Linked DNA regions of Homo sapiens: region 1 is linked to region 2. The links are chromatin contacts, found by Hi-C or POLR2A ChIA-PET in ENCODE. All regions are on one chromosome and are shown on one strand. The core of a region is the stretch at or near the end of the contact, and the rest is flanking DNA. Distances in the headings are between cores, read along the strand shown. Region 1 holds the start of EOLA2 (endothelium and lymphocyte associated ASCH domain 2). Region 2 holds the start of MAGEA8 (MAGE family member A8).

What was found. Hi-C counts contacts between places; a loop is a spot of excess contacts on that map. ChIA-PET counts read pairs that join two places held with the same protein, here RNA polymerase II (POLR2A). Pooled maps may share reads with other maps.
Region 1: a loop to region 2 is called in a map of natural killer cell, with 4 times the contacts of the local background. The contact joins the promoter of EOLA2 here to the promoter of MAGEA8 in region 2. A Hi-C loop is called at or near these places in 2 of 168 maps with a recorded cell type or tissue (K562 and natural killer cell), 12 of 37 single-sample maps with no recorded cell type and 10 of 50 pooled maps. POLR2A ChIA-PET finds 5 or more read pairs at or near these places in 4 of 52 experiments (HEK293T, OCI-LY7, PC-3 and 1 more).

The regions. Positions count from the first base shown.
Region 1 is chrX:149,936,468-149,940,589 of GRCh38, forward strand. EOLA2 (endothelium and lymphocyte associated ASCH domain 2) reads right to left here and starts at 2,024. Exons shown (of 5, transcript NM_001013845.2): 1 at 1,726-2,024; 2 at 966-1,013. It overlaps EOLA2-DT (EOLA2 divergent transcript), which reads left to right and starts at 2,081. Exons shown (of 12, transcript NR_027456.1): 1 at 2,081-2,319. RefSeq lists silencers at 2,470-2,739, 2,850-2,929, 3,210-3,269, 3,920-4,029.
Region 2 is chrX:149,877,807-149,882,525 of GRCh38, forward strand. It overlaps MAGEA8 (MAGE family member A8), which reads left to right and starts at 3,377. Exons shown (of 3, transcript NM_005364.5): 1 at 3,377-3,479. MAGEA8-AS1 (MAGEA8 antisense RNA 1) reads right to left here. Exons shown (of 5, transcript NR_102703.1): 2 at 4,562-4,692; 3 at 1,995-2,052; 4 at 1,460-1,552; 5 at 957-1,190. It overlaps LINC00850 (long intergenic non-protein coding RNA 850), which reads left to right. Exons shown (of 3, transcript NR_109813.1): 3 at 1,541-1,993.

The DNA.
Region 1 (4,122 bases), core at 774-3,273, 57 kb after region 2:
GAAAAGGGGGATTTGAGAGACAGTCACGCACACAGGGAGAACACCATGAGAAGATAAACGCAGAGATAAGGGAGATGCTTCTACAAGCTAATGAGTGCCAAAGATTGCCGGCCAGCCGCCTGCAGCTAAGAGAAAGGGACAGACCAGATTGTCTTTCACAGCCCACAGAACAAACGAACCTGGCCACCACTTTGATTTCAGACTTCCATCCTCCAGAACTGCGAGACAATGATTGTCTGTTCTTTAAGCCAGCCCCTTTATGGTCCTTTGTTTCAGCCATCTTGGCAAACTGCTGTTCCCAACACATCTGCACAGGCTAGGGCACGAGTTTGCCATTTGACAGCACATCAAGCCCATTCTTTCCACCTGACAATCTTCATCTACCTTGTTTTTCACTGCCTGGGTGATATCCCATTGTTGGTCGTCTCATAATTTGCCTGACCATTCCTCCACTGATGGAGAGTTACAAGTTGCTTCCCACTTTTGCCACTAGAAATGACATTACTTCTAACACTCGCTGTGTGAAGACATGCTGAAGGAAATGCCTCGGCCGCCTGGCACGCCCATCTAAGATGCTGATATCTGCCAGCAAATGACTTTCCACAAAGACTCACCCGTGTACCCTCCACCAACCCATCCATGGTGCCATTTCCTCACACACTTGTGGCCCCTGAGCATGATTATTCTTCTGATGAGTGACCAAAGATAACCAGGTTCCTTGGTTCTGGATTACTTCTGACGGAGGCTGAATGTCCCCCACAGGGCCTGGCCACTTCCATCGGGATAAATGGCTACAGTGAATGTTTGCCTCTTTTCTGCCGCCCAGTTTCTTAGCCAACCCTTTTCTCGTCATCACCACAAAATCACAACAACTGTGTGTGTGTGGAATCCCTAGTAGGAACTGATGTAACTGAAAAGGCAAGAAGGGGGTTGAGTCCCCTCCTACCTGGTGCTGCAGAGAGTACCTGCTTTACGGCCAGAGGAGGAAACACTCTTCCACTTGGTTTCTTTACCTGCACAACAAGGAAGATAAAGAGGAAAGGTCATTAAATGCAAGTCAGCAAAGCTGGTTAATGGCCCTAGGAAGGTCTTCTACTCAGCAGGCATTGGAAACCAAGAGCTGGGAGGGCCGGTCCTAAGAGTAACACATGTGCACCTCACTCACGGTTTGGTTCTGCTAATCAGAGCGGTGGGACCCTCCACATCTGTCTGGGTCACAGGGTGCACCAGTCCGCAGAGCAGAAAATCATTTCAGCAAGTTGAGTCACATTCCTACAGCTGAGCACGCTCCATCCGAGGGGAGAAAAATCACACTTCCCCTCCCATTGTCATCGGACGAGGGTTTGGGGGGCCTAAATCCCATTGTCCACTGCTTAATTCTGGTTAGGTCATGCTGAGCACGGGGCCACAGGCCACAGAGCTATGCACCGCCCGGCCTGGGGTCCAGGCGAGCTTACAGCACAGGGGCCAAGCGGGAGGCAGGGAAGACCGGGCCGAGATGGGGCCGCTGTGTGTGGAGCAGCACTTGCAGACGCAGGTCGCGGGTACACGCGCTTAGAAGGAGGGGGGCCGAGACCATGGGGAGAGCAAGGGACACCAAAGGGCGCTTCGGGCGCGCCCCGCACGGGTTCTCTGCCCGAAACCCAGGGGAAAGAAACCCCAGCCCGCAAGTACCGTCTGCAAGAGGGCCGAGCACACGGGCTCCGGCATCAGGGGCCCTGGTACCTTTCAGCCGCGGCCGGTCTCACGGCCTCTGGACCCTGAGAGTCGTGGGCGTTCAGGGCCGACTCTGGCTTTTGGCCTCAGAGTACAGTCCTCCGCCTCCTCGCGACCCAGCGAGGCCACCGGAGCCAGCGAGGAGACGTGGGCCGCGGTGAGAAGAGAGAGCACCCGGCTCGTGTCAGGGCTGTAAGGTAGCTGCCGCTTACTCCCGGAAACCGGTGGCCAGTGACAGATGCTAGCGGTCCATAACTTCGGCTTTCATGCAGCTCCCGTCGTCCCTTTCATGAGGAACGTACGTGTGCGCGTAATCACGCACGTACGTACACCACGCACGTACGCAGGAGGCCCGTATTCAGCCACGCCTATACACCGCCAAATCGCTAGGAAGCCACGTATTCACGAAGCCACGCAGTGACGTCGCCACGCACGTACGCACGCACTTGCCACAAGGAGACGCTGTTCAGTTTACCGGATCCTGTCCCGCGCCAGCCAACCAGGACAAGGCCGGGGAGCTCGAGACAGGCAGCCTAGACCAAGAACCGGAAGGAGGAAAAGGAACCGGAGGGAGGAAGAGGAGGGGCGGGACGAGACCACCAGGCAGGATTTTTAAGCCCAGAGCTGCGAGACCAGCAGGAAGGAACTGGGAGAAACCAATGGGGAGGGGATGGGGGCGGGGCTGAGAGGAGGAGGGCGGAGCTGGGGGAGGGGAAGGGCGGGAGTGAGGAAACCGCTGGGGCGGGGTTGAGAGTGGGGCGGGGACTTGAGGGGATGGGGCGGGGACTTGGGATGGGGCGGGGACTCGAGGGGGTGGGGCGGGGCTGAGAGAAACCATTGGGGGCGGGGCTATGGGCGATCTGGGCGAGGAGAGGCTGCAGGAGGAGCTCGCGGACTCCTGAGAACCAGCGCGGGGAGGGAGGGGGCTGGTGAGAGGAGGAAGGTGGGGCTGAAAGAAACCAGTGGGGAGGGGTTGGGGGCGGGGCTTTGGAAGCTGGTGCTGGAGAAGCAGGGCAGGGCTGGGGGAGGAGTGGGGCGGGGCGGGGTTCGGGGGGGGCTGGGGCTCGGGGAGGGGTGGGGCGGGGCTGAGGGAACCGCCGGGGAGGGGCTCGGGGGCGGGGCTTTGAAAACAGCCTTTGGAGAAGCGGGGCTGGGGGGGCGGGGCAGGGCCGAGGGGAACCTCTGGGGTGGGGCTGGGGGGTGGGGTTTGCACGCAGCCACAGGAGAAACAGGGCGGGGCTCAGAAAAGGGTTGGATCGGGCTGAGAGAGACCGCTGAGGGGGGTGCTGGGGGCGGGGCTTTGGAAGCACCCGCGGGAGAAACAGGGAGGAGATGGGGAGAGGCGGGGCTCGGCGCGGGGCGGGGCTTCGGAGGCAGCCGCGGGAGAAGCAGGGGGGGGTTCGGGGCAGGGCGGGTCTGAGCGAAGCCATTGGGGAGCGGCTGGGGGCGGGGCCTTTTAACCAGCCGCAGGAGGAGCCGGGTGGGGCTGGGGCGGGGCGGAGCTGAGAGAAACCGCTGAGGATGGGCTGGGGGCGGGGCCTTGGAAGCAGGCGTTGGAGGGGCGGGGTAGGGCCGGGCCGAGAGAAACCACTGGGGAGGGTCTGGGGTCGGGGCTTTGCCATCAGTGGTGTGAGGAGCAGGCCGGGGCAGTGGGCAATTGAGCGAGGAACAGCTGCGGGAGGACTCCGCGGACTCCTGAGAACCAGCTTAGGGGAGCGGCGGCTTGGGGAGGTGTAGGGTGGAATCACGAGAAAGCTCTGTGGGAGGGCCTGGTGCACAGCTCAGCTGCAGGGTGGAGCTGAGGGAAAGCCGGGCGTTCCTGGAGGAGGAGCAGGGCGAGGCTGTGGCAAAGCGCTGTGGGAGCAGATGGGGCGGGGCTGCGGGAAAGAGCTGGAGAAGGAGGAGCCAAGCTGCACCAAGGCTGGCGGGTGAGAATTGCGGGGGAGGAGCTAGTGCAGAGCTGGAGGAAAGAGCTGAAAGGTTGTTGGGGTGGGCAGAGGGGTAGGAGAAGCGAGACGGGGCTAGAGGAGGCGGAGCTGGGAGCGGTGATGAAGGGGTAGCAGGGCGGGGCAGTGGGAAAGAGCTGTGGGAGGAGGAGCTGGGGGTAAGAAGCTGGGGCTGTGGCTGCAGCGGGGACTGGGTCAGAGCTTCTGGAGGAGCCGCCTGCAAGAGGAGGGCGTAGTTGTGGGAAAGAGCTGTGGGCGGAAATGGTTAAGTGCCGGGTGGAGCAGGGGCTGGCGTCGGAATAGCTGGGGCGGAGCTGCGGGAGGAGGAGCTGGGGGGCGGAACTGTGGGAGGAACAGCTGGGGCGGAGCTGAGGGAGGAGGAGCAGGGGGGCAGAACAGCTGGGGTGGAGCTGTGGGCGGAGCTGCAAGAGGAGAAGTTGGGGACGGACTTGCAGGAGGA
Region 2 (4,719 bases), core at 2,127-4,626:
TCATCAGTCAACATCAACAGCGATGAGTCATGTTGCTAAAATATCGTGTAATGAGAATGGCATTTCGCCTCTCTGGTCTCCTACCCCAAAGCCATTACTCAAGTCTATATATGAAAAAACTCAGACAAATACCAAATGAGGGTAATTCCACAAATAGCCTGATCGATACTCCCCAAAACTGTTAAAGTCATCAAAAACAAGAATAGTCTGAGAAACTATCACAGCTTAGACTAAAGTAGCATGGTATCCTAGATGGGATCCTCAAACAATGACAGGAATGTGCAGGTGAATATTGATTTATGAATTATGAAGAATGTATCATATTATTGCATGATGTTAATAATAGGAGAAACTGGACATGATGTATAGGAAAACCCTCTTAACTGTCTTCGCAACTTTTCTGTAAATTTAAAATTACTCTAAAATGTTTACTAAAAAAAAAAAAACACTTAAAGGAATGGGGAAAAAAGCCAAAAATGGGGAGAAAATACTTGTAAACCCCGTGTCGGATAAAGGATTCATATACTGAATGAATAAACACCTTATAACATGCAACCACATAAAAATGAAGAGTCCAATAAAATAGTAAATGATTTCAAGACTTCACCAATGAAGATACACAGATCACAAAAAAGCATATGAAAAGATGATTACCATAATTATTCAATAAAAATACAAATGTAAACAGCAGTAACATTCTTCTACCCACCTGTTACAATTGATACAATGCAACAACCTGAAAATACCAAATTGTACAAAAGATGTGGCATTCTCTTTCATTGCTGGTAGAGAAGAAAAAGAACACATTCACTCTAGAAGGGGCTTTGGCTATTTCTAATATAGCAAAACTTAGACTTACCATTACACACAGCAATTGTACTCCTAGGTTTTATCAAGGAAAATTGGAAACAGGTTCATACACACAAAATCACGTACACAAAAACATATATAGCAGCTTATTTGAAATTGACAATCAATACTTTTTCCAATTGGTGAATGGATAAAACCAATGGTACGTCCACAAACTGAAAATGTATTTAAAGCTCAATCCACCCTCTACCGTTCTAAGGCAGGCAGTTTTGTGGGTCAGTTCCCCCAAGTGGTCAGGGAAAACGAATCACCATATTAACTCTTCCAAATAATCCCAAAATACGGGCAATTATTCAACGAATTCTCCAAGGCTCCTTCTCCTGCATTGGGGGGGAAAAAAAGATAAAGACATCCAGCCTTTATAAAAAGAACATATGAGCCAAGTGTTCACTCATATTGCAGCAAATGTCCTAAATAGATAATTGTATATTCAACACAACAGTGGACTAATGAACAAGCAGCTCGTATGCAAGGAATAAAAATACAGAAAAAGCCTCTGAAATGAATTTTATCATATTTTCAAATTAACATTTTTAGCAAATGAAGATTAAAAGGCACTTTAATTTTCTAAAACTGACAGGAAACATACTTGAATGTGAAATGTTAGAAGCATTCCCATTCTCGTCAGGAGCAAGTCATTGATGTATGCTTTCACTGCTACCGTTCACAGCTGCAGTGAATGCTGAAATGAAAAAGAGAGCTATGGATATCAAGATGAAAAAGAGGTATGAAGATTGAAAAGAAATAGATCATATTTTTCACAATATGACCATCAAGAAAATTCAAAGGAAGAGACACATGGAACATTCAAATGAATAAGAGACTTCAGAAGACAGCATACAAAGACCACTGCAGCGAATACAAGAGACTTGTCACAGATGAGCAACTTAGAACATAAAATGAAAAATATACCATCCCCAACAGCATTTAAATCCAAAATATAAAGAAGAAGAAGCCTAACCAAAATATGCAAGACATTTACAGAAGCAACTGTACAAGTTTGCTGACAGATTCAGAGAAAAAATTCCCAAATAAATGGAGTAGTATATGATGTTCACTGATGAGGAATAGAATACAGCAAAGGTGTAAATCTTACTTAAATTAAATAAACAGTTAATGCCTACCTGTAGCTGCCAAAGTGACAATCAAGCCCAGGCTGCTGTGCTCTACTCCCAAAATCAACTGTGTAAAAATATAGAAGGGAAAAAGAAAAATAAAACAACAATATCAGCAACAAAGTCTAAACAACAAAACATAGAAAACCCTGGGGAAAAAACTGTGTTGAACTGGTACTTGTGTTCTGGGCAGTTGGAGAGGCAGGGAGGTTGAGGAGGTCTGCAGCCACTGCAGACGACAGGGTGAGTTGCAGGAAAAGTTTTAAAGGACCACCCCACATCAATGTAGGATCCGAGTCTGCACCTCAAAACACGAAGCCAGTAGCCCAGGGGTAATATCAGGACACCAGGAAAATTGGATTGATTGAGACACCATGGCTCCAGAATTCTGCTAATAACAACTAGAAACAAAGAGTAGGTTAGGACTACCTTCCAAAATACTATTATTTTAATCAAATATATATAATGAACTAGAAATAGAATAGTATGAGTGAATCACACATTGTATGAGTAGATATTGTTTGATAAAATAAGTACGTATAGTCGACATACATATATGTATAAATATATGTAAAGATATATACACATACATTCATATAATTACACATATATAATATAAACATATACATACATATGTGTTTATGCATATAAACATAAATATAATGCACATATACAATTGGCATAGATTTAAAATTCGTTTCTTACTATACGAATGCGAATTAAATTATGAAAATCACTAAAGTGGAATAGGAATTGTTAGGTAACTTCAAAACTCAGGACTTCCACAAATTTATTGCAGCTACTCAGTTTCTTCAGTGTAAAAATAAATCATTTAGTACAAAAGTTTTGCAAAATCCTCTTCTAGCTGGGGAAGAGCCCCCGTGGGAAGGTGTGCCTCTTCTCCCAGAGGTCACTACAATCTTAGGTGCTGCAAACCCACAGGGAGAATCTGGCCTGGGACCCGCAGCCATTCTCTGCAAGGGGTGCAGCTGTGCAAATGCTCAGAGGTGACAGAAACAGAGTATCTCCTAAAAGAGCCAAGAGTCAAGAAGAGGACCCTCCTGAGTGAGGACTGAGGGTCCACCCACACCACATAGAGGGGCCACATAATTCAGCTCAGACCCTCATGTCAGCCCTGAAAGACCCCAGCAGCCTTGTCCCCCCACCACACCCTTCCCCCCACTGCCACCTCAGGGGACTCGGAATCAGAACCTTGGTCTGAGGGAAGCAGACACCATCAGCAGAGTACGGAGCTCCAGGCTCTGCCAGATCTCAAAGTGAGAACCTTGAGGGATGACTGAACCGCTCCTCCCTCATCCCCCGCCCCACTAGAATCCGGTTCCGCCCCTGTTGTCCACCCAGGTGAGCCCTGGGTGGACGGATGTGACGCCACTGACGTGGCCGCGGGGATCAGAGAGAAGCGAGGGCCTGGTTCTGAGGGGTCGGCTTGAGATCGGCTGAGGGAAGCGGGCTCAGGGTCTGTGAGGAGGCAAGGTGAGACCCTGAGGGAGGACTGAGGAGGCCCCCACCCCTCATATAGGACCCAAAATAATCTAGCGCCGCCCCTGCTGCCAGCCCTGGACCACCAGGGGGCAGACTTGTCTGGCTGGGCCACCCCTCGCCAGCCCTGCGCTTAAGCCCCAGGGGAATCTGGAGTGAGAGCTTGGTGTGACCAGAGCAGGGCTGGTTAGCAGAGGGCAGGGCCCAGGTTCTGCCAGGCATCAAGGGCAGGACCCTGAGGGAGGGCTGAGGCTCCACAGAGCACATCTCTGCCCCTACTGTCAGCCCTGGGAAGCCCTAGGCATGGCGGCCGGGCATGGCGGCCGGGCATGGCGGCCGGGCATGGCGGCCGGGCATGGCGGCCGGGCATGGCGGCCGGGCTCGCTGATTCTGACGTCCGCATCCGGGGCTGATGCAGCAAAGGGGCTTCATGAGCACGGACTCAAGAGGAGCAGAGGGAGGGCCCAGGCTATGCTGGGAGATGAGGAGGCCCGAGGGGACCCAGGACCCCAGGACAGGGGGCCCACCCTACCTGTCTGAGACTGAGGGGCCTCCACATTTGGCCTCAGGAATCCGAGGGACTGAAACTCAAGTCAGCAGGGGGGTGGTGAACAGCCCTGCCAGGAGTCAAGGAGAAGAAGAAGAGGGAGGACTCAGGGGTCCTTGGACTCCAGATCAGTGGAGATCTCAGCCTTGGGAAGTCCCAGGATCTGTGGCTGCATGTGGCGCATCCTTGCTGCATTTTCAGGGTGTCAGAAAGGAGACAGCTGTGGTCTGAGGAGTGGAGTCTCAGATCACTGGAGAGAGGTGCCCCAGAGCCCTTAAGGAGGACTCAGCAGACCTCCCATCATGGCCTAGGAAACCTGCTCCCACTCTCAGGTCTGGGCACCCAAGGCAGGACAGTGGGGAAGGGATGTGGCCCCCCCACTTTCTGGTAGGGGGCCTCAAGGAGATGGTGGCCTTGGCATGCAAGACACATCCACGGTTCAGCAGGAAGGAAAGGGCCATGCCTTGTCGTGGAGTAAATATGAATACCTGGATGACACCCAGACAGAGAAAGACCCCATGAAACCTACTACTTCTGTCAGCCGTGGGAATCCCATGCAGGGTTGTCCATGTAGTGCCTCCTTACTTCTGCCTCCTGGGTCTCAGGGAGGTAGCAACCTGGGTCTGAAGGGCGTCCTCAGCTCAGCAGAGGGAGCCACACCTGTTCAACAGAGGGACGGGGTCACAG